2 separate regions of the Mus musculus genome follow, and region 2 is linked to region 1. Evidence: chromatin loops called from intact Hi-C (ENCODE). Cell type or tissue: heart. All regions are shown on one strand. Each heading gives the region's core, and the rest is flanking DNA. Links, peaks and the distances in the headings are about the cores only.

The links. Peaks named below come from ENCODE experiments on the same cell type or tissue, not always from the same donor. Only the 100,000 strongest peaks of a DNase experiment are listed, where the experiment ranks them.
Region 2: it touches region 1 in a loop (3-fold over the local background); 2 of 42 quality-filtered maps call a loop at or near these places.

The regions. Positions count from the first base shown.
Region 1 is chr7:115,625,871-115,628,787 of GRCm38, reverse strand. The region is part of intron 7 of Sox6 (SRY (sex determining region Y)-box 6); the gene reads left to right. Among named protein-coding and RNA genes, the nearest start is that of Gm51455, 130 kb to the right of the region's middle. In heart, for the core only: no CTCF peak of the experiment used is centred there; no DNase peak of the experiment used is centred there; H3K27ac peaks cover 898 bases.
Region 2 is chr7:116,038,803-116,041,719 of GRCm38, reverse strand. It overlaps a transcript of Sox6 not described here. Among named protein-coding and RNA genes, the nearest start is that of Sox6, 1.5 kb to the right of the region's middle. In heart, for the core only: a CTCF peak has its summit at 1,312 (motif pointing right); a DNase peak (open chromatin) is centred at 1,349; H3K4me3 peaks cover 1,881 bases; H3K27ac peaks cover 1,081 bases; H3K27me3 peaks cover 138 bases.

The sequences.
Region 1 (2,917 bases), core at 152-2,651:
GTTAAAAACATCAGTGGTGTCCCTCCGAACTGCATGTGATCTGGGTAGGTAAATCAGCAGAGTTGAGTAGTAGAGATGGAGTTGACTTTTGACAACTTATTATGTGATAAATAGTATTCATTCAACCCAGAGGATCTTGAGGCCACCTTTAAACTGCGGTGATGCTGGCTCTTTGCCAGATATATACAATGAAATTCTTTGACCTACATTAAAGGTGTTGCCTGAACTGTATCTAGCAACTGCAGTTAGCCATGTACGTGTTCATTACACTCTCAACTTCTTCATGTTGACCTCAGTGCCTTGTTTCCTAGAGGTGGTCTCCTCACTGTTGTAAGGTTAATTGCCATGAGGCCTGATTGTATAGGACTCAATTTTTTTGACTTCTATATTTGCTAAGTGCTTGTATGATAGTTATGATTTAAAGATTGCTTTGTTTATGATTCTGAAGATGATGAGAAATTCTGTATCTGATTTTATGTTATTTTTTCTTTTCTTCACCAAATATAAAAAAATGATAAATTTGGTGATATTCTCCCAAAGAAAATGTAAAAATATAAAATTTTAAACAGGAATTTTATCTCTGAATAATAAGCACATTAGGATGTATTAGGGTTTAAATGATTTATCATTGCTTCCTATAATATGTGTGGCCATGCTGGCAGGAAAGAATGCTGGGTTGATGATATGGAGAGGAGAGGTACTAAGGCAAAATTGACAAAACTACCCCAGAAGCTTCCTGAGGGGGAGGAACAGAAATGCAGTAAACAATCTCACGTGTATGTGGCAGAACGTACAGTTGCCACATGCAAGGGAATGCTTCTACCGATAAAAGAAGCAAAGGTGACGGGGTTATTGTCAGAAGATGCAAAGTTAGTTCAGAAGACTGAAAAGAGTGAGTTACAAAGCAATGGGTTGAAATGGAATGTCCAGACAGAAGTGACCATGGTACAGGCAGTTACTCAGTGGCTGCAGGACTGAGAGAAAAAGCTGGTGTGACACACTTAGCTGTTGCTTAATCACACTCGTTAGCCTCCATTGTCAGCTCCAAAAGGCAACTATTCCTTGTGTTTATACCCAGAATGCTAGTCACTGAAACCCAGAACTTCTCAAAATAGGCTGCCTGCAGAACCTTGTATGGATCACCTTGTTTGTTTCTGTAAAAGATGCAAAGAACACCTTGTATCAGAGAAAGGTTCCCACCCCCATTTGTGTGTTATGAAAAGAGGCACTATTTACTATAAGATCAAAAAGTATTAATTAGCTGCCTTTGGTTTAAATAAAATTGATTGTTAAGGCAGAAAATAGAGGATAATATGAGTTCTATTCTGCCGTAGCCTCCCAATAAAAGATGCAGTGACCCAACTCATTAGCCCTTTGATTTAATATATTGACACTTGGGTTCGAATAATTCCGTTTAGTGGCTTTTGCTTCCCAGGGATCAATTTAATTAGTTATAAAATGTGACTTCTTGTCAGGAGCTAGAAGAAATGCTGACGTTAAATAAAGTCATACGCAATTTAAACAATAAAGCTATCGATGCCTGGTTAAAAGTTAATGATGCAAGAAAAATGGCTTAATAGAGACAACCTCAGCATTGCAAGTGATGCTAGGAAAATTAAGCTAAGTGGATGAATGAGGAATGGTGATGTTGTTGAATTGTTAAAACAAATTCGGAGCTGCTCTGATGGCTCGGCAAGGTTGTCAGTGGTTATCTTTCAGCAGAGGAGACAGGACTAATGTATGTTCCTTGTCACTAGGACTTGAGCACCAGGTCAGTGTGCTGCTTTGGTCCAGGTTTGGGGTCTGTAAGTTAGCAAACTCTCATACTTCATGAGTGGCTCCAGCAGGCTGGTCATCGTCATCCCTGGACCTCAGTGAGGTCTTCTCTCAGTGCTCTTGTGACTGGGCCTCTCTGCAGAGTGCTACAGGCATTCCTAGCCCCAGGCCTTTCCTGAGAAATATTGAAGCTGAACTCTAGTTCTAGACTGTGGCCTGGTATGCTTTCTCCCCCTGGAGAGGTATCTCCTCCTTCTGCAGGGAGGCTGATGACCACATAGCTCTTCCCATTCAGAGATATACATAGCTCTCATCAGGATTATTTGATGCCACCAACTTCTCTGATGCTCTGGCTTTAACCGTGGCTTGAATGATTTTTCTGTGAGTGTCTCTAGCCACAGCAGACTTAAATTAAGTAGTAAGTGAACTGACCCAGTGTTAAGCGACTAGATAGTTTCTGAAATGCTTTCTGACTTCCTTAATTCAGTCATAGATTCAAACTTAACTGCTTAGTCCATGAAATCAACTGCTTTCAGAGCAGTCAAAACAACCAGTAGGCTGGCTAAATATACCCTGTGTCCTCTGGTATGTATACACACACCCACAATTAACTATCTTTAGGCTTGCCTGCTACCTTAACACTAGTTAGCTAAACAAAAGATAACCAACTTTTATTGTCAGACAAAATGTATATCTCATTCTCTCAACTGTTGCATTTCCAAGCCATTTGCTCACTATGTAAAAACAAGGCACATGTTGAACAGTTTTCAAACACTTCCTCTAGTCACAGGGTTGGCGTATGTGTGCTGTGCTAAACTCTTAGAAACAGCCACAGAAGCCTGCAGTCTGCCCCCAGTTTATTGCCAGGCGCCTTCAGTGGTTGCTGGGTGGGAATTCAAGAGCAGGGAGCTGCGTTCCAGAAAGGAAGATGAGGTGGGATTGATGGCCTTCCATCTGCTCTCTAACACCTTCCTGCACACCTTGCCGTGGAGCAAGACTCCTCCATTGCTTTCCTGGAGTGTACTAAGAGGGTTCAAGATTGAAGATCCTGGGTAGAAGCTTACTCTTGGAAATTTGTTTATTCTTTCTGCTGATTCAGCTGCCAAGGAAATTACTGTAGCATCGACAGTGGACCATCAAT
Region 2 (2,917 bases), core at 282-2,781, 410 kb before region 1:
AGGGCTATTACATACTTACGATTTTCATAGTGGATTAGAATAACATTACTTAGCACAGGTGTTTCTATGATTGGGATTCCCTGGGAAAATTCAGTACTGTATTCAATAGTACTCAGCTTTCCACATGAGCGAAGGCACTGTTGATTTGCTGGGCTGTGGCATAAATCAGGAGAGAGGTCTGGCTTCGAGGCTTGTTGCTTCTCCTTTCAGAGAAAACATTTCCTCTTGGCTATTAGCATCATATTGCTGTGGACCTATTTACAAATTTTCTTTCATTTATTTATTGCTGGCCAAATACTGGAGGCCACAGCTGGTGTCAGCCAGTCCTGGTTTAAGCTTTCATATAACTCAAAATAGTTCCCAAGTGTCCTTTTTCTTAAACAATTCTCCTTTTGTAAAACATCATATTTAAATAACATTTATGTACTCAAGCAGCAGTGAAAAATCTCAGAAGTGTTCTCAGGGCAGTTCTCTGAGGAGAACCTTTGGGATGGCTTTGTAAGATGCCTCCAAGTCTTGAAGGCAGTTGTCCAGGAATAACAAAGAACAACTGCAGTAGGTTGTTGCAAGATTCAACAAGAGGGCTCTTAAAAGCCTGATATACAAACTGCAAATATATCTGCAGAGCAGTGAGTGAAAATGAGCTTAAGACGATGGAAGCAGGTGATACAATTAATAGCACACTACTGTTTTGCCAAACCTATTCTTAAGGTGCCCAGAAGGCCTGAGTTTTTGGGAAGTGGGACACTTGAGACTCAGCTTTTGCAGCACATAGCTATGCTGTCTCAACGTTCCTCTCTTGTTTTCAGTTCTCATCTTAAGACCTCTGCTTATGACTGCTTGCATCTCTAAGTACCTTTGTCTCCCATCGAAGAGCAAGCAAAGGAACCCAAGGGAGGCCGAGGCCGCCCTGAGCCATGACCTCCGTCCTGTAGGAGCCGAGGCTGTGTCTTTCTCAAGGTATCTACCCGTTCCCTGCCTGGGTAGTTAGTGCTGAAAGTCCGGGTCTCGGATCTGTTCTCTAACCCCAGGTTTGTAGTCTAGTGAGAGAATGCACTGAGTACTGGCATTAGCTACTTTGCAGGTGTCGCTCTGCCATCTTCTGATCTGGGTTTCCCAGCAGTACGGCTTCCGGGACTCCTCTGCTCCAGGGGGACCTTCGTAGGCTTAAAACAAAAACAAAAACAAAAACAAAAACAAAAAACAAAAAACAAAACAAAACAAAAACTGTCCCGGAGGTCGTCCTGGCTGCCAGCTCTGCCTGCATGATGGGTCGTAGTGGCTTTGAGCCCAGCGCACTCTTGAGCTCCACCTCAAGGTGGCGACCGAGGCACGTAAACAAAGGCTGCACTGGCAGTTGGCACCCATGGGCTCCTCCACGAACTCCAGTTTCCCAGCGGCTCCTCCGAGAGCTGAATTGACTGTTAAAGGGGCCCTTGTAGATGGATCGTTGGGCCGGAATGTCAGCCGTGCGTTCGTGCGTGACTGAATGACTGAATGACTCTCTTTCTGTGTGTACACGCACGTGCGCGTAGCCTGCGCTTCTGTATCGCCGAAGCAGGCAGAAGCGCTTCTAGGATGGAAACTAGCCCCGTTTGGGACGCTGGAGCTTTCCTGGCGTCACCTGAGCCTGCAGTCCCCCCAACCCCCCTCCCGTCCCCTGTGATCTGGCTGGTCCGGGCTTCTGCCCACTGTGCGGCCTGAGTACCCTGGGTCAGTGAGCAACTGGCAGGACAGAGGGTTTGATTGCTGTGGCAAACAGCAGGTTTGCAGATCTCTGTTCAGTGACACCCACGATTTATGAGTGGCTCCGGTATATACAACTCTTTGCTGCGCTGGAGTCCTCTAGGGTGCGCGCAGGCCGACCCTAGGGGTAGGGGTAGTTGTGGGCGGAGAAGAGAGACACGGACAGTGAAAGAATAAGCATGCGGCAGTCATACAGTCTTACCTCAGGGACGAAGGACACGGTTCCTAGAACTGCGATCTGCACGGCCAGTGTGCAGCCCAGCTGTTTCTCCCGTAGGCGCTTCCCGCCTAACACCGCCTTCTGACTAACTTGGATAGGGCTTGAGCTGCCCCCTCCTTTTTTCCTCCCCTTCTTTTCCTTTCCAGACATCGCTTTAACTCAACCCAAGGCATATCCAGAAGTCAGTTCCGTATAGAGCTTCCATTCAGTCGTGGGGGGGGAAATCCGGTATACAGTTTCTTGTAGGCAGATGGAAGAACTAGATGGTTACAGGACTTTGGAGGGGTGCGTAGGAATGGCACGGGGTGTTGGTGGCAGCGAAAGACAGTTTCTTTGGGGTCTTCGCACTGCCGCAGGTAAGGCTCTCAGATTACAGCTGCCCTCCTGTAGAGTCACAGTTGTGGGCTAGCGGAGGGCGCTCTGCTGTTGAGAGGGGAGTGGAGGAGGGTGGAGTGGGAGAAATGGGCTCTGGACAGACTCCACCAGCACGCATTGTCTTGGTTGGTGTCTGTGCCGGGCGCTCAGCTGATGTCTTTGGGAGCTTTTGAACAAGGTAGACCCTCTAATACCCTCCCCCACTCTCTAGACAGTGTTTCAAAAGATGCGAATAGCTCTAAAATAAGTTTAATTTTTTGTCTGACTTCCCGTTCAAGATGTAAAAAGGATCAAATAAATGAAACTTTATTTGACTGTGGAGTTTATCCAGAGACTCAGCGACATCTCTGGTCTTTGGCCTTATTCTAATTCTATGGTAGTAATTACCCTTCGTTTCTTTAAGTGCGATAGATTTATTGCCTTAGAGACTATGCACAGTTTGATTGAATTATTCATTTTTTTCTTTGGTGTAGACTGCATCTGGGGACTCTGATGTGACGTGTAGATTTTTTTTTTCAGGAACAAAGGGAATGTGGAAATGAAAGAGAGAGGGAGAGAGAGGCTGGCAGATGTAAT